Regions from separate parts of the Homo sapiens genome. Here region 1 is linked to region 2. A link is a loop called in an ENCODE intact Hi-C map of the cell type or tissue named here. Cell type or tissue: GM12878. All regions are shown on one strand. Each heading gives the region's core, and the rest is flanking DNA. Links, peaks and the distances in the headings are about the cores only.

What was found. Peaks named below come from ENCODE experiments on the same cell type or tissue, not always from the same donor. Only the 100,000 strongest peaks of a DNase experiment are listed, where the experiment ranks them.
Region 1: a loop joins it to region 2, with 9 times the contacts of the local background. A loop is called at or near these places in 33 of 110 quality-filtered maps.

What each region holds. Positions count from the first base shown.
Region 1 is chr16:76,645,419-76,660,977 of GRCh38, forward strand. LINC02125 (long intergenic non-protein coding RNA 2125) reads left to right here. Exons shown (of 4, transcript NR_110934.1): 3 at 10,139-10,246; 4 at 11,250-13,060. Among named protein-coding and RNA genes, the nearest start is that of LINC02125, 18 kb to the left of the region's middle. In GM12878, for the core only: a CTCF peak has its summit at 8,198 (motif pointing left); a DNase peak (open chromatin) is centred at 8,213.
Region 2 is chr16:75,781,163-75,796,721 of GRCh38, forward strand. The region is part of intron 2 of LOC105371348 (a long non-coding RNA gene); the gene reads left to right. Among named protein-coding and RNA genes, the nearest start is that of CPHXL, 62 kb to the left of the region's middle. In GM12878, for the core only: a CTCF peak has its summit at 8,194 (motif pointing right); a DNase peak (open chromatin) is centred at 8,173.

The DNA.
Region 1 (15,559 bases), core at 5,101-13,100, 860 kb after region 2:
TGATCAAAATGTAGAACATCTCTGTCATCCCCAAATGTTCCATTATGCCTTTTAAAAGTCACCCCCCTTGACTCCAGGCAAGCACTGATCTTGCTGTCACTATAGGTTAGTTTATCTTATTCTAGACTTTTATATAAATAGAGCTATAAGATAACGTCTTTTAGTGTAGGCTTTCTTTTTTCCAGCAGAATGTTTTTGAGATTGGTTCATGTTCTCTTGTATCCATAGTCCATTCTTCATTGCTAAGTAAAAAAGTGTTCTATTGTTCTGATATACTAGTATTTATTTATTTGCCATTTGGTCAACTTTTGGAGTATTTCTGATTTTGGTCTATTATGCACAAAAGTGCTGTAGACAATTATGTAGAAATACTTGTGTGGACGTAAGTTTTCATTTTTTCCTGGGTAGATTTCTAGAGGTAAAACTGATGAGGTATTTATACATATAGTAAACATATGTATAGGAAACTGCCAATCTGTTTTTCAGAGTAGTTCTCCAATTTTGCATCCTCATAAAACATGTACAAGATTTCCAGTTGGTCTGCATGCTTCTGAACACTCGATATTGCCAGACTTCTAAGTTTCAGGTATCTTAGAGAAATCTCATTATGCTAATATGCATTTTCTTGATGATTACAGATATTGATCATATTCACGTATATTGGTCATTTATAAATCTTCTTTTGTAAATTATTTGATCAAACAAGTTGCACATTTTAAAGTTGGGTAGTTTGCTTTGTTATTGAGTTATGGTTGTCAGGATTATTAATCTATTCTTGATATGCCCAATTATGTAATGCATCATCTATTCTTGATATGAAATCTAATAATATATAAATCTACCTTATAATGTAATTTATAATCTATTCTTGATATGCCAATTATGTAATTTTTACTATCTTGAAGTTTAGACTTACAAAATTTTGTAAAATCTAATTTTTTATTTTGTGATTCATTTACTTATTTATGCTTTTCAAATACCAGATTTTTAAAATGATTTGTGTTGTTCTATTTAGAAGTCATTGCATTCATGAATGTTACAAGGATATTATATAATTTTTTCTAGAAGTTGTTTTTATAATTTACTTTTCAGAGTTTCAACGGTATCTATTTTTATGTAATTTTGTGTACGATATGAGATAAGAAACAAAGTTCTTCTATTTTTCATTTGGACATCCAATTGTTTTCATTGGATTTGTTGAAAAGAAAAGCTTTTCCCTATTGGATTTTCTTGGCAACTTTGTTGAAAATTTTTATATTATACCCATGGGCGTATTTCTAGACACTTTCTTTTCTTTTTTCTTCTTCTGTTTTTTTTCAAGATGGGGTCTCGCTCTGTTGCCCAGTCTGGAGTGCAGTGGTGCAGTCTCGGCTCACTGCAGCCTCCCCATCATGGGTTCAAACGATTCTCCTGCCTCAGCTTTCCGAGTAGCTGGGACTACAGGTGCATGTCACCGCACCCAGCTAATTTATGTATTTTTTGTAGCGACGGGGTTTCGCTGTGTTGATCTGGCTGTTCTCGAACTCCTGACCTCTGGTTATCCACCCTCTTCAGCCTCCCATAGTGCTGGAATTACAGGTGTGAGCCACCATGCCCGGCCTAGACACCCTATTTTCTTTCACCGATCTAATTTTACACTTTTTTGTTCACACCAATGCTGCACCATTTTGATTAATGTAGCTATAAAGTTACGTTTGAAATGAGATAGTGTAAGTCCGTCTGCTTTGTTCTTACTGTACACGGTGTTTTTTGCCTCTTCTGGGTCTTTTGAAAGGCCATATAAATTTTAGAATTCGCTCATCCATTTCTATTAAAAAGTCTGTAGGATCTTTGCATGGAATTGCCTTGAATGTAAAGACTGGTTTAAAGAGTACTGAGGTCTTAATAATACTTAGCCTTCTGATTCTCAAGAACATTGTATCTCTCCATTTACTTTCATCTTTTTTCATTTCTCTGTGCACTATGCTTTTTCCATTTTTCAAAATGCAGTTCTTATATCAATTTTAAATCTGTTCCTATGATTTTAAGTTTTTGGATGCTAACAATAAACCATTCTTTTTAAATTTGAATTTACAATTCTTATAAGAATATATATGTATTTCATTGTGTTACATTATTAGCTTCCCGTATTAGTTCTAGCAGCAGCTTTTAAAATAGCTTCCTTAGCATTTTCTCTATACACAATCATGTCTTCTGTCTTCATTTCTGTCTTACTTTCTAATGATAAAGCCCATAACCTATTTTGCCATGAAATTTTTATTGGAACTTAAAAGTTCTTTCAGAAAAGGCCATTTGAAGACAGGCAACCATCTATAGATAGTTATTTCTTTCTTTCCATTCTCTGTGTTCTTTTTCTTCTTTTTGCCTTATTGTACTGGTTACGCTTCCAGTGCAATGTTTGAATACAGGTTGTAAAAGAGAAATTCTTGCCTTGTTACTGATCTTAAGGAAAATCCAGAGTCTTTCATTGCTGGGAATGCTGTTATCTGTAAATTCTTCACAGTTGCCCTTTAAAATTCTGAAAAGCTTCTTCATTTCTATGTATATGAGGGATTGGCCTGTACTCTATTAATATTGTATTTTTGGCTTGTTTTGGTGTAATGCTGGTATTATAAAATGTGTTGATAAGTGGAAGAGAAAAATACACAACAAAAATGATTGTTAAGTAGAACAATTAGTGTTTAGTGTGTACAAAAAATTGAATATGGAAAGTTTCTGGATGGGGGAAGAAAAAACACAAAGTTTATTTTAATAGTACACATAAAGAAACTAAAGATTCAATACAGACATATATAAATACATATAAATATATTTAATTAAATATACACATTTAATTAAACCAGGAATTGTAAATAATGCTGAAAGCACCAATGCAATTATTATAGCGTGAATTAATCTGAAAGATCTTTCTAAACAGAATTCTCTGGATGAGCTTTGGAATACATAAACTTTGTAATAATTCTCCTAATTGTCATGTTTCCAACACCCTTCCCTGAATTTGAAAGAAGAAAATTACTTACTTGTACTCAGGTTTGTTTTCAGTCGGTAATTTACTATGTGGGCAGTTTCATATTCTATTATCTGTCTTACTTTCTCATGATGAGACCCAAAACCTCTTTGCTTTGAGAACCTTATTACAAATTTTAAATCCCTTGAAAATAGTCAATCCCCAAAACTCCAGTTCCTCCTCTTTTCAATAATTCCTTGAGTTTTGTTGTTATCTTGAAAAGTGTGTAGGGATACTCCAGAAGATTTTATATATTATCTCACGGTCAAATGATGTACAATTATAGATATTACTATTGATAAGGGAAAGGTTCCCTTGTCCCCCTGGCAGGGCATGCGATGAGGGTGTGGCTCGCTTCTTCAGTGCCCTGCTACTCAAACCTCTAGGGTAGCATACAGATGGGTAGGCTGTGGGGCTCCAGACCCGTGGCAGTGTATAGGGGAGGATGTTTACAGCTCCTGAAGCCTCAGTAAGCGCATGTTACAGGGTGCTCTCTTAATTTGCGTCTATAGGCAGCTTGTGTTAACCAGCAATTAGACCCCATTTCTTATCACAAGGACAAAGGGATTTCTGTATCCCGGGGTTTCTTGCTTTGATGTATCGGAAGAATCAGATCCATGGGCTTGGAGTGTGAGTGCAAGGTTTTACTGAGTAGAAGTAGCTTTGAGCAGATGGGGCAGCCAGAAAGGAGATGGTTTTCCCCTGGAGTCGGGCTGCTGAGCATCTCCGACTGCCCCAGCCAGCCAGTTGTGTCTTCTTTCTCCCATGTGTTCCTCACAATGTCCAGTGGCTTCTCCTCATGAGGATCTCAGGTTTTTATAGGCCCAGGATGGGGGTGTGGCAGGCCAGGTTGGTCTTGGGAAATGCAACATTTGGGCAGGAAATGCCTGTCCTCACCTAGGTCCCTGGGGGTGGAGCCCTAGTTAAGGACCCACCCTTCTCTACCCAGCACTTCCCTTCCCCACCTTCCATATCATTTAAAGGGACCATGCTCTTTCCTTCCCGGCACTCCTGTATCACTAAGTTAATTCAAAAATGATCCGAGAATGTTTTACTTTTATGCCAATTATCTTAAAACTTTACTTCGTATTTCCACCAGCCAATTTCTTGAGTCCGTGTGTGTGTGTGTGTGTGTGTGTGTGTGTGTGTGTGTATGTACATTAAACAGAAAATCTGGTCTCATCTGTAAAGCTTGACCCAATGACACTTTTGAAATAGATAATATTTGACAGATCTTTTCTTCAAAATACAACCTCACTTGATTGCACTCTATCTTGGGTTTTAGCTTTTCTTTAGTCAGTCTCTTCCTTCAACTAGGAAACTCCATATTGATTTTTTTTCACCTCAAATGGATTCATTGGTTTCATTAAGAAGTTCTAAATTTCACCATGTATATAACTGAAATGGATGTCTCTTCAAGACAAATGGATGTGTATTTTGCTGATTCTTTCAGTTGATTAAATGACTTTATGTTTATTACATTATTATATACAAATGATCATTGTAAAAGGAAGCACAAAGTATAAAAATTTAGTCTTTTCTTATATTTACCCTGACCCCACTAGTCAGATGTAATAGTAACAACTTGATTTGAGTCCTTCCAGATATATAGTGCTAGAAGATAGATAAATAGAATAAATGAAAAGTCATATGAGATAATTTATTAACTTGTTTTATTCCTAACTGTCTCCCACCATGGAATTTTAATACCACATATATCTATTTATCTGTGTGTGTATTGATGCATATCTATTGTTTTATACATAAAAATAATAAGGTTCTTTTTCTCCAAGAACCATTTTTTCTTCCTTGGGTGAGATATTGCCCCTACAGAGAACCTGCGATTTAGATTATTGTGTTATTAAAGCTCTAATTTATACAATAAGACATGTAAGTGTTTCACAATTCTGAATACGACTTAATATGAAAGAGATTTATGAAAAGGAATCCCAAATAGAAGTTTTTAATAGCTATAATATCAAATAATAAAAACGACCACCTTTGATGTTGATTAATTTTGATATCATGGCTATTTGCTTAAATTAGCCAGTTCTTACCTAACATATTCTATTTCATAGAATAGTTATGATGTGAACATTATAAGATCCTTGTATGATTTAACTAAATAATCCAGGTGGCTTTTGAGAGGGAGAACACTTTTTTAAAAATAACTTTTGACTTTTCTCTTTTGTCAGCGTGCAGAAAAGTGTGACACTAAAAGAACCAACCTGATACTACTATCCTTAGAAAAGCCTGCATACAAGGTTGGCTGTCATCTGGGAATGTAGGTGATCAAGAGTTCTCTCCACTGACATAAACTTTGTTTAAATAATAAGGATGACTCATTGTGACTAGACTATGCAAATAATGGGATGTGTGTTAAACATCTCCTTTCCTTCTGGGAGTCTGGAATTTTGGTGTATGCTAAACAGTGGGTGCCTGCAAGACCAGCCTCAAATAAAAACCCTGGGCACTGAGTCTCTAAAAAGACTCCCAGTAGGCAATATTTCACACGTGTTCTCACAACTTACTGCTGGAGGAATTATGCACGCCTTGCATGACTCTATTGGAAAAGGACTCTAGGAATCTTGCACCTGATTCTTACCGACTTCTCCCCATAATCTTTTTTTTCCTTGTATCCTTTCCATGTAATAAACCTTGGCCATGAGTCTTGCGAGTTCTTCTAATAATCATTAAACTGGGCGCTGGTCTTGAAGACCCTTGACACAGTTAGTCTATTTGGGATTCCTACTAGAGTATCGATATGAGTTGAACTGTGTTTCCCCAAGAAGATGTGTTTAAGTCCTAGCCCCCAGTAACTGTGACTGTGACCTTATTTGGAAATTGGGTCTTTCCAGATGTGATCAAGTTAAGATAGGGTCATACTGAATTAAAGTGATTCTTAATCTAATGTGACTGGAATCCTTATGAGAACAGAGAGAGAGACAGACACAGAGGGAAGAAGTCCACATGAAGATGGAAGCAAAAGTTGGAGATATACTGCCATAAATCAAGAAGCACCTGGGGCAGGTAGAAGCTGGAAGAGGAAAGAAAGAATCCCCTGAGCCCTAGAGGCTGTAGAGGGAGCGTGACCCTTTGAAAACCTTGATTTGGGACTTCTAGTCTCCAGAATAGTGACAGAATAAATTATATTCTGTATATTTTATGTAATTATATTCTGTATGTTTTATATAATTATATAATAATTACATATATATATGTTCTACAATATAATTATATGATAAGGGATTACATTCAGCCTGTTTAATATATATAATATATAATTATATGTATCATTATATAATATAAATAATCTAGGTGGCTTTTTAATATATATAATTATATGTTATGTATTTATATATCATTATATGTTAGATAATTATAATTATATGTTAGATAATTATATATAATTATATGTTATATATATGAAACAGGCTGAATGTAATCCCTTATATATAATATATAATATGTGTTATATAATATATATTAATATAATATATTGCATTACTTAATATATAATATATAACATAATCATATAACAATTATATATAGTTATATAATTATATAATTATGTTATATAATATAATTATATAATTATATATAATATATAATATAATTATATAATTATATATAATATATAATATAATTATATATTATAATGTTATATAACATAATATATAAGATAATTATATTTTATTATATATTATATAATGTATAATTATATATAATATAATATGTTAGATATTACAATATATTAATATTATATATTATATAATACATATTATATATAATTATATAATTATATTGTAGAAAGTCACCCACTTTGTGATACCCTGTAACACCACTCCTTGGGAACTAGTACAACTGTCAATTTAGATTTTTTTTATTAGGGAAGAAAATTACCCATTATATTTAGTTTTTTAAATATGTTCATCATATACAAAATTTTATTTTTGTTCATTTTTGTAACTATAATAAACACTTAAAAACAGAAGTTTTGTCCGATTGTTCACTATGTATCTTAAGTGACAAGAACAGTGCCTGGACTAGTAGGCATTTTGTAAATATATTTAATAAATACATAAATATATTAAATAAATAAATACATTGAATACAGAAATACATTCAAAAGAATAAATGAATGTATATAGAGAGGAGATTTGTTACCAATATGTGAGTTAAAATCAGAGTGATATGTCAATAATTTGTTTTAATTTTCTATTATTATTTAATTTTCTATTATGGTTTAACATTGAAAATATATTATTACTTTCCTTTGTCTTCCCTTTTGATGATTCTGTCAATATTATTCCACAGTGTTTTCCTTTGTGAAGAAAATACAGCTGTTCTGGTTTGCATTCAATTAACATTAACCTGGTTTTCATGATAGGATATTTGTCAAATTTCTCTTTTTCCACTTGTGCTTTTGAAATCTTGTTTCATCTCCTTATTTTTTAAACTAGTTTTGTAAAGTTTCCTAATTATAAATCTCTCTGTCTCTGTCTCTCTGTCTGTCTCGTGTGTGTGTGTGTGTGTGTGTGTGTGTGTGTGTGTGTGTGTGTGTGCGCGTGTGTGATAAATCTGTTCTGGCTGCACATTCACCTTCTACAATTCAGGCCAGCCAAAGCCCATAAATTATAGGGTAACTTGTAATAAGCAATCTAGAAGCATACTGTTCAGGAGAAATATAATGTGTACCACATATATTAATTTTAAATTTTCTAGAAGGATACTAAAAAAGGAAAAAGTAGATACAATTTAATTAATCAATTTTAATAGTACAATTTAAACATATCGAAATAGTATTAAACATATCCAAATAGTATTAATTTAGCATGTCATCAATAGAATATTATTAACAAGGCATTTTACACTTTTTTGGTACTGTCTTTGAAATCCCATATGCATTTTGTGCATATGACAGTTCTCATTTGGACTTGCCACACTTCAAATGCTCAATAGTCATATGTAGCTTGCAGCTACCTTATTGGGCTGCACACTTCTAGTGACATCTTGTCATTAGCACCAGTGTATGTTAAATATATCTGATTTCATTATTATTAAAACGTCCCCTGAGTAAAGGCAGATGCTGTTTCCCAGAGTTGCTGGCAAGCTTGATGTTTGATGAGTCTAGTAATGCATAGGATCTGTTCTCAGGTTGCTTCATCAGCCATAGCCCGTCTCCTGAAAGATGGCTCCCTCTAGTGTCTCTACTTGAGTTAGTGAGTCGATTTCAGGATGATGTAAATGCCCTTTCAGCCTTTTATCTTCTCCCACTAAGGATTTACCATATGTAGGACAGGTAACCACTGAATTTCTGAAACAGCCTCATGAAATCCAGTCAGTACATTTAGCAGCTATTTTGTATGGCCAGGGGAGAATTTAAAGGCTTAGACAATTCAGCAGCTACAGCAGGGAGATCTTTGGGCTGTGGATCAGGATGGGCTGGAAAAGATAGGGAGGGTTACTATTGGGTGCAAATGCAAGGGATAGATCTATTCATAAATGCTGTGAACTTTGGAACCCCCAGCTAAAGTGTACACTTGAGCACCATTTCCATTTAACAGTGTGCTCCATTGGGGTGTTTCCTCAATTTGAATGTTTCACAGACATCACCTAAGTCATGATGGGTGTTTCTGGTTTCAGGATTGCCAGGTCTCTTGATGTAGGAGCAATTCCTGCCAATGCCCAACAACAAGCTCACAATTATGTTTCTAAAGGGCTGAATTGAGCAGCTGCATCAGACCACTTTCAAGTCCAAAATCTCTGCCGTCTCCACTGAGCAGCAATATTGATTTCTGCCAAAAGCTCTAGTCTGTGTGTGTTCCAGTTGTTGACACTTCTACAATCATTTGTGCATTCGGGTCATAAGGCTCAAGAGACACTGCCTGATTGACAGCCCTTTATAAATCTTTTATTTGCTTGTTTCTGTCAGGCCACAATTCAATCTCAGATTTCTTTCTAGTGACTTTGTGGAAAGGACTAACAATATCCCAGAGTGGAAGATGTGATTATGCCATAACTCAAACAGATTCTCCAGTCTCTGGGCTGTTTAGTAACAAGGTCAAGATCAGATTCTAAATTATTTCTTATGATAGGAGGAAAGCCTCTTGTGATCTGGCTCATGTTCTTTTCTAAATTTTCAGGGACTGGGGCAGGTCTTGAATTGTACTGGGGTTTATCTGCCGTGCTTTATTGACAGCTGGGTGACACAGTCTCTAAAGTATACTTTGCTTTTTCCTCTGAGGAGGCAATTAAGATATCATTGATGTTATCAACTTACTCCTGGTTATCAAGATCAAGTGCAGCTACGCTGGATTGTGATAGTATACTGGTTAGCTTAAATGTCTTTTTGTTAATATGTGGAGGCAGTGTTCTTGATTGACTTCTGAAATAGGTGTACAAAAGAAAGCATGAGCTAAGATCTATACTGAATGCTCTCCTTTGATCCATTGCCTGTTGGTGCAATTGTATTGGTTTTGCTTTTTGTTTTTCTGAATTATATCTATAGCACATCCAACGCTATGGTGGATCTACCTAGATGAACTCCCAGTGGTCCACTATCAGTATGTGTAGATAACCTGCTTTGCGTTTTTGGTGTGTAAGGGCTATTAAAAGAGAATTATTGGGTTTACTGATTTTTTAAAGATTGAGTAGTATTCCATTGTGTATACATACTACATATTCTTTATTCATCTGTTGATGGATACTTGGGTTGATTCCGTGTCTTGGCTATGGTGAATTATACTGTAATTAACATGGGAGTGCAGCTATCTCTTTGCCGTATTGACTTTACTTCCTTTGGATATATACCAAAAAGTTGGATTGCTGAAACTACCATATGCTACTTCTAATTAGAGTTTTTTGAGGAACCTCTACATTGTTTTCTATGGTGGCTATACTAACTTACATTCAAACATACATTAAAATTCCACATTGTATACCATAAATATAAATAATTTTCATTTATCAATTAAGGAAAATAATTAATGGAGATCAATATCACTATTTCAATCATTAATGCTAATTAAAGCATTAATGTTCTCTTTTACTTCTGGAACTCTGTATTATTTAGTATTTTCTACAGAGGAGGTCTTAGGCAATTGCAAAGATTGTAATTTATCATTTCAGGTGACACCAGGTGGAGGGTGACTATGGAACATGGAACACACGCAGTGTAATAATGTAGGAGCAGAGTCCTCCATTCTCCTGTGACACCCATTCCCATTATACACTTAGGTAAGGGAGATGAAATGAGAGAATACTTTCTCCAGTCGTATTTTCCAAATTAGAGTTTAACTGGTACGTTGTTATTGTCTACCACAGCATTTCCGCGTTCTCCAAGTTTCACCTTTAGACCTCTTAGACTGTCCTCCTAGCCCCTATGTGGATTTCCATAGACTGATTGCGAAGAGTTAATAATTCCACATATTTTAGTTATTGCCCTCAGGCCATTCCATCCACATCACTTTCTAGTTCTTTGGATTCCCTCACTGAGGGGTGGGTGGGCAGATCCCAAATCCTTACTTAATTTACATAAAAAGGAAATATGGCTTTAACTGAGGGATTACATTCAGCCTGTTTAAGTATTTCCATTCCAAATCATAATCCTTATGATTGGATTTGTACTTATCCATGCTAAGTTATATGTGGAAACTTCGAGGGGGCTTCTTAAGGTATGCATGTCATAGCCAACAATGAAGTTGGATTTTTACCTCTCATGCTTCAAGATTATACCGCCAAAACCCTACCAATAATCCTCTCAATTCCCCCTTTTTCATCCTGTTTTTCAGCAGCAGTGGAACAATTCCAGCAGAGTAGGTCAAGCATCACTGCTTTCCTTCTTCTTTATAATTTCCCTCTTTAGTCTCACCTTTCTTTCGGGAAGCATGAACATTTCTGCTACCAATTAATCCCATACATAATAACTGAGGTTACTGTCTCTTGAGTACTTCTTGACCACTAACTAAAACTATGAAACATGACAAGCACAAATTTAGGGATCCCCATAAATCACAGCATCTATCATGGTTTGGGTCAGTGGTATCAAATAGGTATCCATTGTCTTGATTGTATTTATGATTTCAGGGATGTATACATATGCCAAAACTTAAAGTATATGCAATTTGTTATATGTCAATTATATCTCAATTAAAGCTGTCAAAAACTGTAGCTGTATGACCCCAATTGCCATTTAACCAATCTAAAGTTGCCTCCACCTTTATCATTTCTACTGTTTCAGAACCTCCAAGCTTGTGCATAATTATCAATGGATAAGAGACAGAAGAAGCAATATACACAGCATCTGGGAGGCTCCTAATCCACAGATAAGGCTTCCTAAGCTTCCTTTCCTATGCTAGACATATTTTGGTGATGGAGTATGACAAGCACACGGGACACATTAGCCATGGAGGCTGCTGAGTTCTGGAGTTCCACTAGACACATGGTCTTGCTGTGGTTATATGTATAACTTGCATGCTTCAGCTCAGCTTCCCATGATTTTCAGGATAATTTAATATGAGCAGTCTAAATAGACCAGGACGTAATGCTGAAATGATTTCTAGATCAGTAGTCAGCGCGTAGCCAACCCTTTCAGGACCCTCATTTGTCTTCTATGTTAGTGTATTCCATCAGTCGATATTTGCAAAGAATTCTGTTCAGAGTCAAAACTTCTTCAGAGATCCCTAAGGAGGGAGGAATAAATTACAGGCCCATGGTTACTCTTTCATATAATATCTAAAAGGCCATTATGTGAAAAGATTGTCTCTGAAATCTAATTCTTGCCTCAGCCAGGTCAATTTAGGAAAACTGCACTGGCAGCAGCCAGCTCTGTAATGCTGCCCAAGCAGATAAAAGCTTGTAGATTTGAATAAGGCCCAGACCGCGCTTGCTGCCTCTGTGGAAACAGATGTTTTCCTGTGTGAAAACAGCCACTTGCCTATGGACAAAGCTTTTTATAAGCTGGTCGTGGACACAGATGTCTTCAATTTTTTTTTTCACTGTAATGATACTGCAGTGAACAGCTTCTGAGATGGCCCCTAGCAATCCTGCCTCCACATCCAGGCCTTTGTCCCTTCCCTGTGAATGGGTGCTGGCTGAGTAGTTTGTTTCAAACCAGCAGAATATGGCAAAAGTTGTCACTCCCATGATTAGGTTACATGATATAGTCGAGTAGAATGTATTCCTTTGCTGGCTTTGATGAGGCAAGTTGTTTTATCAGGAAGGTCCACATGGCAAGAAACTGAGGGCAACCTCTGACCAACAGCCAGCTAGAAAACGAACCCTCAACCCAACAGCTCATGGGAACTGGATCCTGCCAATGATCATATAAGTGGGCTTGGCAGTTGATCCTTTCCCAGTCAAAACTTCAGACAAGAACACAACCCTGGCTGACAACTTGATTACAGCCTATGAGAAATTCTAAAGGAGAGAGCCCAGGTAACACTCATAGAAACTGTCTCATTGGCCGGATGCAGTGGTTAACACCTGTAATCCTAGAACTTTGGGAGGCCAAGGCAGAAGGATTGCTTGACACCAGGAGGTTGAGGGGAAGGAGTGGCTTTGGGTATAAGTGCAATTTAGGCTGAATCCTGGAGGAAACCTAACGTTCCTTTGAAAGATTTGAGGTTTATAATTAAAAGCAGAGATTCCATAGACTTGGCAATTTAAAAATACCAGATGTTGCATTGTGAGCAGGAGGATATCAGTTCAGCACCTCTACCCCCCAAAAAGAAAAGAAATTCAGGGAGGGAGCAAAGAAACATTCCTAAAATGAATTGGAGCTGGAGGCCATTATCCTAAGTGAGTTAATGCAAGAAGAGAAAACCAAATACTGCATGCTCTCATTTATAAGTGGGAGCTTAACACTGAGCACACATGGACATAAACATGAGAATTACAGATACTATGGAATTCTAGAGTGGGGAGGGAGGGAGGGAGGGAGCATGGGTTGACAAACTACTTATTGGGTGCTGTGCTCGCTACCTGGGTGCAATATGCCTGTGTAAAAAAACTGCCTATATATGCCCTGTATCTAAAATAAAAGTTGAAATTAAAAAAAATGTGTGTGTGTGTATATATGTATGTGTGCATATATGTACATATATATGTATATACATATATACATACATATACACGTATCATACGTATATACGCACACACATGCACATACATCCAAGAGACAAAGATAAGTGGGAAAAATATAACTATATTTTAGCATACTGGATGTTTCTATATTTTAGCTTTTATCAGTTTTATAAGGAATCATGCAATAGCAATCTCTTGAAAAACAAATCCCTCGGAAGCAAAAGAATGCTGTTTAAATTACTATTCTCATTGCAAAGTATAGAGATAGCAAGACATTCAGATCACTAAATTCACCTTCTAACATTAGATTATTTTTATATTTAAACTTTGAAGTTCACTGAGCTTTTACATTTTAAAGATATTAAAATATGAAATTATGTTTTAGTTTGAATGATTTTCTTTAATTAACTATATACTTTTGTGGAATTTTTTGAAGGCGATCTAGTTAGCAGGAAAACTGATTTTCTCTCTGCTTTTTACTGCTTCCCATATTCTGGTGGAAGTTACCAAAACAATTCAAAATGTGTTCAGGATATATGTAAACTTACCTCGGGGCTAATAAAAAATAAAAGGACATAATTTTGAGGAGGTTCTGCTATATTTAGCAGAGATTGGATTATTTTGAACTAAGATTGTAATGATAATCCAGCAAATCTCCCTTTTTTGATGAAACCATGTCAAGTCATTCTGTTGGATATCATTGGAGACTGTTATCTAAGATATTTAATGAAAAAAATGGAAATCAATAGCTTGGAGGTTAGGGCAAACTGAGCTAAATAATAAAGATTTCATTTGGAATCCTGTTTGTCATTAAATATCAAAAAAATTTGAAAGACTTAGGAATGTCCCAGGAACATAGTAGGTGCTCAACAAATACATTAAATGTGTGTGTGTGTGTGTGTGTGTGTGTATAACACTAAGGGTTTGCCTACTAGTCTTCTATGGGCAGGAAGAAGGCTTTGTACATGGCCTGTGGCTTCTTCAGGGTTTTCCCCTGACAAATAATGCAATTCTGCTTATGTCTAGTTGGTAGAATCTACTTACAAATGTTAAAATAGAACACCTGCACTCCCATAATTACCAGTGGATTTAATTTAATTCATTGAAACTTACTAGATTCTAGTGGTGTGAAAAAGTACATTACATTTGAAATGATTTAATTTGTCTGTTTTTCTGGTTGCCTTAAATTCTATCCATTTATTAATCCGAGGAGGAATTAGTCATGAACCCAGTATTCTGATACAATATGGGATAACCTTTTCTCCAAAACACAATTTTCCATCATTGTCACTGCAATTTTGAGAGGTGTATTACCATACAACAAGATAAACACTGTGTGATTTAGTATAAGGTATTGTTGACAAAGTTAAGTGCTTTACCTGGAATGTGTTTAATGATGCCCATGGGAGGGAAGGTTTTCTGAGCAGATGTAAGGATAATTTTGTTGCCTCTGAGCATCGGCTTAACATCATTAGGACACTACCAAGCAGGAGGGAGAATGTGCTGCCTTCACTGCACAAACTGAAGGAGAAAATGAAATCAATTCAGCCGTCCTTTTTGGTAATTTTGTATGGACCAAGTTTTGTGTTGTATTCTGTATGTTTGTTTTATTTTTACCTGATCTTTACTACTTAAGTTTTATTATTTTAATAAGTAGTAGTTCTTATTCTCATTAAACTCACTATACTCTTATTATACAGTTAATATCATACTCAAAATATTTTTATTGTTTTTCAACTTATACAAATTTATGGAGTAAATGTAAAATTTCGTCACATGTATATAATGTGTAGTGATGAAGTTAAGGTATTTAGTGTGTCCATTACCTGAGTACAATACATTTTTGTTAACTATAGTCACCCTAATCCATATATTTTGAAAGTTGCTGGAAATCATTTTTGGAAGAAACTAGGACAAATTATTCAATATTTAAATAGCAGGGAAAATATATAAAATATGTTCAATACTTCTAAAATATCTGCATTTAGGGCAAAGGACATGAACAGACACTTCTCAGAAGACATACAAGTGGCCAAAAAGCATATGAAAAAGGGCTCAACAACACTAGTCATTAGAGAAACACAAATGTAAATGACAATGAGATGCCATCTTACACCAGTCAGAATGGCAATTATTAAAATGTCAAGAAACAACAAATGTTGGCAAGGTTGTGGAGAAATGGGAACAGTTATACACTGTTGATGGGAATGCAAACTAGTTCAGCCACTGTGTAAAGTAGCTGGAGACTTCTCAAATAACCTAAAACAGAATTACCATTTGACCCAACCTTCCCACTACTAGGTGTATATATCCAAAGGAAAATAACTTACTCTGTCAAAAAGACATATGCACCCGTATGTTGATTGCAGTGCTGTTCCCAATAACAAAGACATGGAATCAACCTAACTGCCCATCAACAATGGGTTGATTAAAGAAAATGTGGTACATATACCTCACTGAATACTG
Region 2 (15,559 bases), core at 4,459-12,458:
TGTCAATAAAAAAATTGAAAAAAAAAAACAAAACCCCTAATCAGGTTATTGGATGAATTTAGGGTGGAGGTCAAGTAAGTGTTCTAATTTCTTCATTTCCTTTCATGAGCTTACTTTCCACTTTTGAAAACTTACTTTACTCATAGCCAAGAATACGTGAGCTTATTCTCCCTGCATGGGCTTGAATATGTTTGAAAAAAGATGGACCTAGTACAATCTGGCCATTCATGCAGCTGTAATACAGATCAATTACAGAAACGGGAGGTGGAATAAGCACTATCAATGTTGTTTGGAGAAAAATGTAAAAAACAAAACCAAATCATGAGGCATAGATATTGATGGCTGGCAAACAAATACAGAAAACAGAGCAACCTGGAATATATTGATCATAGGTGCCGTGGCTCATTGAGTCTGTTGGAGAAACAGGCAGAATTGAAATTCCAAAGATCCTAGTGAAAAGTGACTTAGCTGCTCACTGTAGAAAAGAATGTGGATCATACAGTAGATTACACAGCTACACTTGGACAGTGACTTCATCAGCCATGCGATATTCTAATTTGCAAAATGATGAGATGAGACAGGGGCAGCAACGGCAGCACAGAGAGATGACCCGTTCCACCTCTTCCTTTGGTGGCCACATTCTATATTTAATACAGAGAATATAAAGCCATAAACCAGCTTCCTTTTCTCTGCAGCCACACCTAAGAGAAAACATGCATATTCAGAACATACCATGGGCTCTTTTTCTCTCTAGCAGTCTGTATTTAGTCACATTTCAGAACTTCATGAGATGATGAATCTCCAGCATCTGAGAGGGATGTTGTGTGTTACTAGAATCATGAAATCATTTTGAGGAGCTAAGAGGCAAGGTACTAAGTAGCATTAAAACCTCGAGAACCTGGTATCTGAGTGATTCAAACTTTAAAACCTGAAATGCAGAGACTACGGGTAAGAAATTGCCTTACCCATATGCCTGATCACCACATTCCCCAGATTAAAATACAGTGAGAGTGAAGAGAGTCACATCAGCAAAATGGTGAGTAGACAGCTACAAGCACACATTTCTCTAAGAAACCTGGAAAAACAAGCAGAAACTGTCAGAACCAACTTTGTCAGAACTCTAAAACACTCAAAGATTTATAAAAACTAACTAAATGCTGAATCAAGAGTAAGATGACTTAAAAATTTTCCTTGCATTCAAGGAAATCCCTGTTAGTTGAACACAAGCTAAAGGAACAGAAACTTCAACCACACGTGATAAAAAATATAGTCTGCAAAAATAGTTTGAAAAAACTCACTAAATATATGACTGTGGTCTTCAATAAACAAGAACATTAAACTCTGGGTAAGGGAGATAATCTGATTTTCAGAGTTACCACATTACAATATTCAGATGTTCAGTTTTCCTTTTTAAGTTAAACATTTAGATTTCATTTTAGGCTATATAGAACAGTTTTAGGTTTACAGAAAAATTGAGCATGAAATACAGGGAATTTTTATATATCCTTTCTCTCTCCCCACAAAGTTTCCCCTGTAACTAACATCTTGCTTTAGTGTGGCACATTTATTACAAGTGATGAATAAATGTTGATACATGATTATTAATTGAAGTCCATAGTTTACATTATGATTCAGTCTGTGTTGTATAGTTCTGTGGGTTTTGACAAATGTATAATTGCATACATCCACTATTACAATATTATAAAAAATAGTTTAAAAATTATTTTAAATTGACAAATAATAATTGTATATATGTTTATGGAGTACAATGTGATATTTTGATGTATGTTTACATTGTTGAATGATTAAATCAAATACATTAATAAATCCATCACCTCACTTGCCAATTTTGTGACCAAAACATTTAAAACATACTCTTTTATTAATCTTAAAATATACAATGCATTTTTGTTTATTATAGTCACCATTCTGTGCAATAGATCACTAAAGCTTATTCCTCCTGTCCAACTGAAATTTTGTATCCTTTGATCAATGTCTTCCCTTTCCCCATCCACCCTCCTCCCACAGCCTCTGGTAACCACCATTCTATTCTCTATTTCTTGCTCTCTCTCTCTTTTTTTTTTTCTTACTCTGTCACCCAGGCAGGAGTGTGGTGGTGTGATTTTGGCTCACTGCAACTTCCGCTTCCCAGCTTCAAGCAATTCTCCTGCTTCAGCCTCTTGAGTAGCTGGGATTACAGGCATGTGCCACCACGCCCAGCTACTTCTTGTATTTTTAGTAGAGATGGGGTTTCTCCCTGTTGGCCAGGCTGGTCTCGAACTCCTGACTTCAGGTGATCCACCCACCTTGGCCTCCCATTGTGCTGGGATCACAGCCGTGAGCCATGGCAAACGAGCTCTACTCTCTATTTCTGAGTTCAACTTTTTTTGATTCCACATGTAAATGAGATCATATGATATTTGTCTTTTTGTGCCTGGCTTATTTCACTTAACAATATCCTCCAGGTTCATCTACATTGCTGCAAATGACAGGATTTCTTTCTTTTTTTAAGGCTGAATAGTATTTCATTGTGTATATAACCACATTTAAAAATCCATTCATCTCATGATAGACGCCTAGGTTGCTTCCATATCTTAGCTATTGGGAATAATGTTGTGATGAACATGAAAGTGCAGATATCTCTTCGACATACTGATTTCAATTCCTTTGGATATATACCCAGAAGTGGGATTACTGAGTTGTATGGTAATTGTATTTTTAGGTTTCTGAGGAAGCTCCATACTGTTTTTCATTACTGCATTAACTTATATTCCCACCAACAGTGCACAGGGGTTCTCTTTTCTCCACACCCTGGCCAATTCTTGTTATCTTTCACCTTTTTGATAAACAGCTATTCTAATAGGGGTGGGGTGATAGCTTATTGTAGTTTTAATTTGCATTTCCCTGATGCTTAGCGATGTTAAGCATTTTTCCATATATCTGTCAGCCATTTGTATGTCTTCTTTTGAGAAACGTCTATTTAGGTCCTTTGCCCATTTTTTTGATTGTGTTCTTTGTTTTCCTGCTATTGAGTTGTTTGGGTTCCTTGTATATTTTGGATATGAGCCTTCTTATCAGATGTATGTTTTGCAAATATTTTCTCCCAATTTGTGGCTTGTCTCTTTCCTCCATTGTTTTCTTTGCTGTGCAGAAGCTTTTCAGTTTGATCCCATTTATTTATTTATTTGCTTCCTGTGCTTTTGGGGTCATATCCAAGAACTCTTTCCCCAGATCAATGTTGTGGAACATTTTTTTCTAGGTTTTCTTGTATTAATTTTACAGTTTCCAGTCTCATGTTTAAGTCTTAAGTCCATTTTGACTTGATTTTTTGCATATGGTGTGAGACAAAGGTCCAATTTCACTCTTCTGCATGTGGAATCTAGTTTTCCCAACACCATTTATTGAAGAGACTGTCCCCTCCTCATAGTATGTTCTTTGTTGAAAAGAACATACTGTATGGATCCATACTGTATGGATCCATACTGTAAATGTATGGATTTGTTACATCTGGGACCTCTAGTCTGTTCCACTGGTGAATGTGCCTGTTTTTAAGCCAGAGCCATGCTGTTTCGATTATTATGGCTTTGTAATAGATTTTGGAATTAGGTAGTATGATGCCTCCAGCCCCCTTTTTTTTCTTTTTTTGCTCAATATTTCTTTGGCTATTTGAGGTCTTTTGTGGTTCCGTATGAATTTTAGGATTGTATTTTTTAATTTTGCCTATTCCAGAAGGTAATATAGTTGGAATCATACAGTATGTGGTCTTTTCAGACTGTGTTCTTTCACTTAGCAATATGCATTTAACATTCCCTCATTTCTTTTAATGATTGGATATCTCATTTCATTTTATCTCTGAATAATATTCCATTATATGGCCATAATACAGTTTATTTATCCATTGACCCAATGAAGGACATCTTAGTAGCTTCCAAGTCTTGACAATTATGAATACAGTTGCTATAAATGTTCATGTGCAAGTTTTTCTGTGGACATGTTTTCAACTCATTTAGGTAAATACCAAGGAATGTGATAACCACATCATATGATAATACTAGGTTTAGCTTTGGAAGAAACTGCCAAATTGTCTCCCAAAGTGATTGTATTATTTGCATTTTCTACCAGCAATGAATAAGAATTTTTGTTGCTCCACATCCTTGTCAGCATTTGGTATTATCAGTGTTTTGGATTTTAGCCACTGTGGTAGATGTGCAGTGGTATCTCACTGCTGTTTTAATTTAAAATTCCCTAATGACATATGATGTTAAACATTTTTTCATGTGCGTATTTGCTATTCTGCATCTCTTTGGTGTGGTGGCCATTTTAAAATTGGATAATTTGTTTTCTTATGTTTTAGTTTCAAGAGCTCTCTGTACATTTATTTTTGAGAGGGGGTCTTGTCACCCAGGCTGGAGTGCAGTGACACAATCATGGCTCTCTACAGCCTTGACCTCCTGGGCTCAATGCATCCTCCTGCCTCAGCCTCTCAAACAGCTGGGACTACATGCTCACCACCATGCCTGGCTAATTTTTGTGGTTTTTTTGTAGAGATAGGGTTTCACCATGTTGCCCAGGCTGGTCTTAAACTCCTGGGCTCACGCGATCTGCCCAGCCTCCCAGAGTGCTGGGATTACAGGTGTGAGCCACCGCACCTGGCCCAGAAAATATTATTGGATTTAGAAACAAAGCTTGACTTGATGACCAAGCAAGAGCAGTCTGAGTGGGAGGAGAGGGTAAAAGAAAGACTGCACTGGGCTAAAAAGTGGATGGGAGATGAAGATACAATGACCATTAAGTTCACCTTTGAAGAAAAGAAGAGAAATTTGGCAATGGCTGAAGTCAGATGTGAGATTGAGAAGCCTCCTTCCCTTCCTCCCTTCATCTATGCTTTATATATATATGATCATATATGTATGATTATAAGTCCATATGTATGCTTTATATATAAGATATATAATGTATTTCTATTATAGTTATATATCTAGGTTTATATATCTCATATAAAAACATAGATATGTTTCATATCTATAAAAGATATATATGTTTTATAGATATGTTTCATATCTGTAAAAGATATATGTTTTATAGATACATTTCATATCTATAAAAGATATATATGTTTTATAGATATGTTTCATATCTATAAAAGATATATGTTTATCTCATATACATCTTTTAAATATAAAAGATATATGTTTATCTCATATACATCTTTTATATATAAAAGATATATATGTTTATCTCATATACATCTTTTATATATAAAAGATATATAGTATATCTCATATATATCTTTTATATATAAAATATAGCTCATGTGTGTATATATATGATCATATTTGTATAATTTTATATATCTCATAAGAAAGTAAAGGAATAAAAGAATGGCTACTCCATAGGCAGAGCAGCCAGAAATATTTGATAAATATATATTAAATGGGTGAGTGAACACATAGGTATGTTTCTCAAAAAGACTTTACTTCACTGTTTAAAAAAGATATTTTATTTTATTGGATACAGAAGTCTAGGCTGACTATGTTTTCCAACTTTAACAATGTTGCTTCATTGTTTTCTAGCTGACATTATTTACAACAAGGAATTTGCTGTCATCTTTACCTTTTTTCCTCTCTAGTAACATGTGTTTTTTCCCCCCTCTGGCTGCTTTTAATATGTTCTCTTTGACACTGGTTCTAGGCAATATAATGATCATGTCTTATTGTAGTTTTCTTCATGTTTCTTGTGCTTGGGTTTTGTTGAACATTTTGCATCTGTGGATCATAGTTTTCATATTTGGAAAAATCTCAACTATATTTTCTTTAATATTTTTCTTAACCCCCCACCTCCAACCCTCTTTAAAGATTCCAATTACGTGCTATGTGAAATTGGTCCATAGCTCACTGATGCTCTGTTCATTAAAAATATTCTCTTTTCTTTCCATTTCCTTTCATATAGTTTCATTTGTTATCTTTAAACTCACTAACCCTTTCTTCAATGTTTAATCTGCAGTTAATTTTATCCTGTGTATTTTTGATCTCACACCTTGTAGTTTTTATTTCTAGAAGCTCAATTTGGGTCTTTTTATATTGTCTATTTTTTTGCTTAAACTTTTTGTATGCATGGAATAGTTAAAATAACTTTTATTTTTCTCCTCAGCCAATTATAACATCTGTGTCTGTTATAAATTTTGATTGCTTGATGATTATTCTATGAGTTGTATTTTTCTGCTTCCTTACATTTTGGTGATTTTTGATTGGATGCCAAACATTGTGAGTTCTAATGTCTTTGTTGGATATTAGATATTTTGATATTCTTATAAATACTTATGGGCTCTGTTCTGGGATGCAGCTGAGTTACTTGGAAACAGTTTAAATAGTTTCAGTTCTTGCTTTTAAGATTTTTTAAAGGCAGAATCAAAGAAGTGCTCAGTCTAGGGTTAATTATTTCTTTCTACTGATGCATGAACTTTCTGTGTACTCTACTCAGTGTCTCATGAATCTGGAAGTTTCCATTTTGGCTGGAAGGGGCAGGTGCTCTTTTCCATCCTGTGTGAGCTCCAGGAACTGCAGCCCATCGTCTCAGGTGGTTCTTTTCCTGGCTTGAGTGGTTTACTCACACATATACTAATTATATTCATCTGAGTATTAGAAGGAGACCATCTGGAGCTCTCCAAATTTGTTCTCTTTGCAATTCTCTGCTTTCTGGTACTCTTTCCCTTCTATTCCAGCCACCTGGGCCTTCCTGGACTCTCAGCTCTGTCTTCTTCACTCTGGGAGTCCACTAGGCTTCCCCTGGGTTCCTTATCCTTGCACTGTGGCCTGGAATCTCTTTCAAGGCAGAAATCTGGGGACAGCTGTAGGGCTTACCGTCTTTGTTTCCAGTTTCACATGATCATTTACTGCCTGATGTCCAGTGTCTGGCAAACCACGGTGTCATATCTTTTGTCTGGTTTTTGTTTGTTTCTGGTGGAAAGGAACTCTGGTTTCCGTTATACCATCATGGCCAGAGCCTAATGTAAGGGCCAAGGGAAAGCTTCCTCTTTACCCTCTGAAGAGTCACTGAAAAATCATAACAAAGGGCAGAATAATAGTAGAAATGGCCTACAAATTTATTAGTGTGCAGGTGGGGAAAATTACAGAGTGATTATCGCAACCCTCTAATGGGCTACAGAAACTTATATATCACCTTGAGGTTATAAAAAGAATGGGGCCTCAGAGCATGGCCCAAAACTGGTTATGGTGGTGACATGGTTTGGATTTCTGTCCCTGCCCAAATCTCACGTGGAATTGTAATCCCCGATGTTGGAGGAGGGGTCTGGTAGGAGGTGATTGGATCATGGGGGTGGATTTTCCCCTTGCTAGTCTCGTGGTAGTGAGTGAGTTCTCATGAAATCTGATTGTTTAAAAGTGTGTAGCACCTCCCGCTTCGCTCTCTTCCTCCTGCTCTCACCATGTAGGACATGCCTGCTTCCCCTTCGCGTTCTGCCATGATTGTAAGTTTCCTGAGGCCTCCCCAGCCCTGCTTCCTGTACAGCCTGTAGAGCCACGAAGCCAATTAAACCTTTTTTCTTATTAAATTACCCAGTCTCAGGTAATGCAATGCAAGAACAGACTAATAGAGGTGGTAAAATAGGTTATAATAATAAGACAGATTATGGGAGGGAGAAAAGAGGAGGCCTGGCTAGCAAAGGTGGTCTCGTTATGTAGATGAAACCTCACAGGTATCGGCCCTCAGAAAGATTAGGTGGTATGTTTCTTGCAGACCTCTAAAGGTGTCAGACTCTCAGTTTATCTTTCCTCGATCCAGGCAAGGGAGAGTCTCAGAGAAACCTGGCTGCATCAAGGCAGATTCTCTGGCTTTTTTTCTAAAATAAATTTTTTATAAATAGAGACGGGGGTCTCCCTATGTTTCCCAGGCTGATCTCAAACTCCTGGGCTCAAGTGATCCTCCTGCCTCAGCCTCCCAAAGTGTTGAGATTACAGGTGTCAGCCACCACGCCTGCCTCAAGGCAGATTCTCTACAGATGCAAATCTCCTGACAAAAGACAGCCTTTTAGCCATGATGATATTTCAAGCCCCCTATGAATAGCCGTATATCTTGGGGTGAAATATTTTGGTTTCTTTCATTAAGGATCCTATTACGCATCTTTGAAATGGTGGTTAGGATTATTTTGAGTTACTGTGTTTTGCAATCCACCACTAGGTGGCAATGTTATACAGCTGAGATTCTTTTCAGTAAAGGAACCCTGCAAAGCATTTCTAGGTTATTCTAAGAGATACACGGAATTATATATTTGGTCTTGGTTTGGGTATAACAGTCTGTTTTATTGAGTTCCATTTTATTCCTATATCTGTTATTGTGGAATTTTTACTTCAGTGTAAAATTAGTAAAGTTATTTTGCCTAAAATAATACATGCTATAGATTGAAATGATTTATGGTATGTTCCTCACTATGGTCAGTAGTAGATATGATACACTCGTTAGGGAAACTTTTCACCTACAGGGGATTTAAATATATTTATGAGGGCAGTCATCGACATCCGTTTGTGTCTGGTTTGTAAGACCAGCCCAGAAAAGAATAAGATGTGTCTACTGCCTCTGGGGGCTTCTGTCCTTGTGAGGAGACACACAGGTGGACCACAGGCACAGTCCCAGGCTTGTGTGTGCTCTTCAACTGTCTGGGGTTGTCTAGAAGCTTCCCAGAGGAGGTGACCATTGAGCAGGGTTTAAAAGATGTGTAGAAATTTTCTACTTGAGAAAAGGGCAGATAGCAGTTCATGCCTAACAGTGCAGCAGAGAAAGAGACAGGGACTTAAGCATATCATAAGAAGATGACGAGAGTGGCAGGAAGTAAAAACAGGGACGTGGCCTCAAAATGCCTGGCACACTCCATGTGCTGCATGACCATTTCACATATAAATAGAGTAAGACTGCTAGGGTCCATCTCTGAAGATGATATTGCAGATCGAATTTCTTTCATATTTATTAATATAAAATAATGTCAGTTGGAGATATACAATTTTGCTCCTCACCGGTGGATCATCCTGTGCATATGGGGTAGACAGACCTCCTTGGAGACCCCGCATTAGATGACTCTGGCTGCGGCGGGGAGAGACTACAGGATGCGGGCAGCAGCGAGCACACAGTGACCAAATACAAGGTTCTTGCCCGTCGGTAAAGAATCGGAGCAAAGATCGGCTAGACTTAGATAAATAATTAGGTTGGGCTCAAAAGAACAAAATAAATTTCATCTCAGACACTTGTAAATTAGCAAAACAAATAAATTAAACATCATCATTATTATTATTTTTTGAGACAGAGTCTCGCTCTGTGCCTCAGGCTGGAGTGCGGTGGCGCCATCTCGGCTCACTGCAAGCTCCGCCTCCCGGGTTCACGCCATTCTCCTGCCTCAGCCTCCTGAGTAGCTGGGACTACAGGCGCCTGCCACCACGCCCGGCTAATTTTTTTGTATTTTTAGTAGAGACGGGGTTTCACCGTGTTAGCCAGGATGGTCTCGATCTCCTGACTTCGTGATCCGCCCGCCTCGGCCTCCCAAAGTGCTGGGATTACAGGCGTGAGCCACCGCGCCCGGCCAACAATTATTATTTAAAAAGTTCTGCATTCAAAAGTAATATTGGTTTAGAATTACCTCAAGGAGACAATTTCATGACTAATTCTACTGCCTAATTGTTAGAGAGGGTAAGATGGCTGAACTAACATGGACCTTCCCGGTGGCTCCGTGAGGACAGTCGGGAAATGACGTGCTCCTTGTGAATGGCTGAGAAAAAGCACCTGTGTGACATCTAATCATCCAGACCGGTGGTTCTCCAAGTGGGGTGGGGACTCCTGCAGGGCCTCACAATCCTTTCAGAGATTCTACAAAGTCAATACTATTTTAATAATAACAGCAAAATATTACCTGTCTTTTTGATTCTCACTCTACTATGAGTGTACAGTGGAGTTTTCCAGAAGCCATGTGGCGTGATATTGCAACTCACTGAATACAGGAGCAGAGAGAGAATCCAGCGGGTTTATATCAGTGTAGTAAAATAATTAAAAAAAAAAAAAGGAAAAGGAAAAGAGAATTCAGTGGATTGAGTTGACTGCAGGTGGGAGCATACTACAAACTAGTGAGTCCTTTTCTTCAACAAGGTTTATTGGGAGTCTTCAGGCAGCCTGTCCTTGGCCTCTAGAAGCCCATGGTCTGGTGGAACAGCCAGACCAGCTGAAACCCTTACGCTGAAGGTATGGAAATGCTACAGGGCTTGTACTGGGAATCTCAACCCAGGCTTAGAGGATGAAGACAGCTGCCTGGAAATGTTGTCATCTCGCCTGAGTTACGACAATGGAGTACCAGTGAGTGGAATAAAGCGGAAGAGAGAGTGTGGGGCAGAGGCCAGAAGACAGTTTGATGGAAGGTGGTAGGAGAAACTACACTGTATTTTTGAGATGGATAAGAGGGAACAGGACAGGACAGGAAGGCGACAGCTGTCCTTAGGTGGAGCCCATCTAGCTGTTGTTAGCGTCGGTCTCAAATACACAATAAGTTGGTCTCAAATATGCAATATGAGAAAAATCCAAGAGCAAAACCAAAACAACACATAAGGAACAAAGGTACGCTGGAACATTTGACCTATGTTATCTGCCCCAGTGATGTCGATGTTGCTGAAAAGACTGGAGTTGGCATTCATCTCTCCGTTTCTTTGCCCACCGGTTAGTCTTCCAGATGATCATGGCCACTTCACTCAAGAAACTGACTTTCCCAAATGTACCCAGAAGTGTGCCATGGTCTGCCTCAGTTTTGCAGTTACCTTTCTTCCAGGAAATTATAAATTACTCTTTATAAAAATCACATTGACAGGCGGGGCACGGTGGCTCACGTCTGTAATCCCAGCACTTTGGGAGGCCAAGGCGGGCAAATCACTTGAGGTCAGGAGTTCGAGACCAGCCTCCACCAATATGGAGAAACCCCATCTCTACTAAAAATACAAAAATTGCTGGGTGTGGTGGCGGGCGCCTGCAATCCCAGCTACTTGGGAGGCTGAGGCAGGAGAATCACTTGAACCTGGGAGGTGGAGGTTGCTGTGAGCTGACATCAAGCCATTGCACTCCAGCCTGGGCAACAAGAGCAAAACTCCATCTCAAAAAAAAACAAAAAAAAAAAGAAAAAAAAAGAAAAAAATCACATTGACTACATAAAAGACATAACACAAATTCAGTGAAGATTTGACAATTACTATCATGTAAAGTTCTAAAATAGATTTCTTTGGAGTCATGATTGTACATAACTTACACCTGGACCCATCTGCAGCTAACCTCCCACTCCCTGCAATTGCATATTGACCTTGTGAATTTGTTGATTGGAAAATTACATCCCTTTCCTTACCTCTGAGTGTGAGTGTGTTAGCAGCAGTTCAGTGGGATATTTCAGGATTCACAGTTCTTTAATTCTGTCTTCCGGACAAACTCCAAATTGTTTTTTATGTCATAGTGAAATATCAGAACTATGGCCAGTCTTTAGCTGACTACATTTTGAAAGCTGAAATAGGATAGAGCTACTGTGTGTGTAAAGGAACGGCCACCAGGTATAATGGGAGACTTTTTAAAAGCAGTCCCCGGTGTAAGCCCGATGTGAGTTGGATGTTTTTATTGGTACACTGATTCCTTAGGTGGCCTTCAAACATCTATTCCTGGACTCTTCCATGTTTTCCTGGTGCTCTCAGCATAGGCGCTCCACTGGTCTTAGAAGCTGCAGGACTGCCTGATGGGCTGGCTGCCTCTGTGCACTTCAGTGAGCCATTGTAAATAAATAGTCCTGCCCCGTCACTTCCATTTTCGTGATTCAACTGTATTGTTTCCACAGCATTTATCAGTGTCTGAAATGATCTTACTCACTTCTGCTGTGTTTATTTTCTGTCTCCCTTCACCAAAATGTAAAGCTGCTTGAGGTCAGGGGTCTTGCCTTTCTTGTTCATCATTGTGTCAACAATGCCCAGATAGGACCTGGCACAAATGGAGGGATCAATACAAAATCATTGACCATGTGCATAAATGAACGTGCATCATAGCACCTGATGGCACACCCATTGTCATCATCATCAATGTCAAGAAGCATTTATTAAGCAGTACCACAGTGTTGCACAACCCCAGGGGGCTCTGTCTGCATAGCACAGGACCAGGCCCTACGGAAAACAGATGGAAGCCAAGAAGGACCTGATCAAATATAAATTTGTCATCAAAGTTGCTCCTGGATAATATGTCAGTGGATTCCCTTATATTTGAAATCATTTTATAATAAGGATCTCTAGGTAGTTCAGTGAATAAACACCTCTGGATTCCCCACAGAGCCACCTTAAACAGAATGCAAACACTGCTCTCCAGTAAACAGCATTAGAGGCAAAGGGCTCACTAGCCTTTCCTTTGGAAGATTTCATAATCACAGCAAGAGACTTTCTGCCCAGAAACAAGTACATATACAAAGTAATTCTTTTATTAAATTGGGATTAAATGCTATCTAAAACTAATTTAGAGAGAGAGTTCCATTTAATTGACTGATTTGGGTAGGATAAAATGGTAATAATTGTTTTACATGGTATTTAAATTTCATTACTTGAGTTTCTTATTGCTTCTTTTCACGTGAGAATTACCTTTGCAAATACGACATAATAGAAAGCTTTTCAAAAAGCTTTTACTTGCATTTTCTCTCGGAGTGTATTGGTGTTGTATTCAGGGATTGGAGGCTCATAAGAGCATAATGAGAAGATGAATGCACCTCAACCTTAGAGGTGTCTCCAGTTACTGACTTTGTTCTTTCCCTCAGGCTGAATGAGGTGAATATAGAACGTCTTGCAGTTGAATAATTTGGCTGCTTTCAGGCAAGAATTTTTGTGATGTTATAAAAATTGAGATCTAAAAGGAAACTTAACCTTCAGTTCATTCTTTTGATGTATTTTGCCTGAAGCATGGTGCTAGGACCTGTTATCTCAAATAGGCAATATAAAAATATCTTTCTAATTCACTCCTACAGTTGAAAGATCCTCATGGATTGAAATTACTGTGATCTATCAAAATTCACTATGTTGTGGAAATAAAATAAAATCACATGTCAGACGAGGAATGATGACAACAATGGACCGGCTTATTATGAAGCTTAAAATGAAAATGCTTTATCGGCAACAGTATTGGATTCTTGAAAGATGGAAAATATGTGTCAAAATCAGAGAAGCCACATTAGTGATATGGCTGGTTTGTCCCATGCTTTTGGAATCGGTAGCAATATTTGGTTTAATTGTATGTCTTTTTAAAAATCAGAAGATAATTCACACCATAAAATTCACCATTTTAAAGTGTACAATTCAGTGGGTTTGGATAGATTCGTAAGGTTGTGCAACCATCATGACTATCAAGTTCTGGAATATTTTCACCCACTCTCAAAAAGAGGAAGCCATGATTGTGCTGTCTGTCTTTAAGGATTTGTTTATTCTGGACTTTTCATTTAAACTGAGTCAAATGGTATGTGTTCCTTTATGTGTGGCTACTTTCACTTCATGTTTTTAAGGTTCATCTATGTTGTAGCATGTATCAGCATTTCGTGTTTCTAAATAACAGAACACTATGCTATTGTCTAAGTGTCCTACATTTTATTTACGTGTTCATAAGTTGATAGACGTTTGTTTTGTTTCCACTTTTTGGCTACTGTGAATGTGTGCAAATTTTTGTGTGAATGAACACATGTTTTCCTTTCTCTTGAGTATATCTAGGAGTGGAAATGCTGAATCGTATGGTAACTCTGTTTACCTTTTTGAATAATAGCCAAACTGTTTCTCACAGCAGCTGTGCAATTTTACCTCTCCACCTGCAATGTATGAGGGGTTCCAGCTTCTCTACATCCTTACAACACTTGTTATTTTCCATTTTCAAAATGATAGTCATTTTAGTAGATATAAATGGGTACCTTATTAAAAAATAAATAAATAAATAAATGGGTACCTTATTGTGGCTTTGATTTTTATTTCTCTAGTGACTAAGGAAGGATGTTGAGCAGTTTCTCAATTGAGTATTTGCTATATCTATCTATCTATCTATCTATCTATCTATCTATCCATCCATCCATCCATCCATCCATCTAATGTCCATTTGAACTCTGTCTCATTTTTTTATTTGGGTTATTTGTCTTTTTTAAATTTTAAATTTTTGTGGGTACATAGGAGGTATAAATATTTGTGGAATATATGAGATATTTTGATACAAGCATTCAATGTGTCATAATCGCATCAGGGAAAATGAGATATCCATTGCCTCAAGCATTTTTCCTTTGTGTTACAAACAATCCAATTATACTTTTTTAGTTATTTAAAAATGTACAATTAAATTCTTTTTTGTCTATAGTCACCCTGTTGTGCTGGCAAACACTAGGTCTTATTCATTCTTTCTATTTTTTGTACCCATTAACCATACCCACTACCCCACCCTGTCCCCCACTACCTTTCCTAGCCTCTGGTAACCATCCTTCTACTCTCTATCTCCATGAGTTCAATTATTTTAATTTTTTTTTTTTTTTGAGACAGAGTCTTGCTCTATCACCCAGGCTGGAGTGCAGTGGCCCCATCTGGGCTCACTGCAAGCTCTGCCTCCCGGGTTCACGCCATTCTCCTACCTCAGCCTCCTGAGTAGCTGGGACTACAGGTGCCCGCCACCGTGCCCGGCTAATTTTTTGTATTTTTAGTAGAGACGGGGTTTCACCGTGTTAGCCAGGATGGTCTCGATCTCCTGACCTCGTGATCCGCCCACCTTGGCCTCCCAAAGTGCTGCGATTACAGGCTTGAGCCACCGCGCCTGGCACAATTGTTTCAATTTTTAAGTCCCACAAATAAGTGAGAACATGTGAAGTTAGTCTTTCTGTGCTTGACTTATTTCGCTTAGCATAATGACCTCCAGTTCCATCCATGTTGTTGCAAACGACAAGATCCTATTATTTTTTGTGGCTGAATAGTACTCCATTGTGTACATGTACCATATTTTCTTTATCCATTTGTCTGTTGATGGACACTTAGGCTGCTTCCAGATCTTGGCTATTGTGAACAGTGTTGGAAAAAACATGGAAGTGCAGATATCTCTTGGATATACTGATTTCCTTTCTTTTGGCTGTGTACTTAGGATGGGATGGTTGAGTCGTATGGTAGTTCTATATTTAGTTTTTTTTGAGAACCTTCAAATTGTTCTCCATAGTGGTTCCATAATTTACATTCCCACCAACAGTGTACGAGGGTTCCCGTTTCTCCTTATCCTCTCTGTTATTTGTTATTGCCTATGTTTTGGACATAAGCTTTTTTAACTGGGGTGATATGATATCTCATTGTATTTTGATTTGCATTTCTCTGATCATTAGTGACGTCGAGCACTTTTTCATAAACCTGTTTGTCATTTGTATATCTTCTTTTGAGAAATGTGTATTCAGATCTGTTGCCCATTTTAAAATGGGGTTATTCAATTTTTTCCTATAGGATTGTTTGAATTCCTTATATATTCTGTTTATTAATCCCTTGTCAGAGGAGGTAGTTTGCAA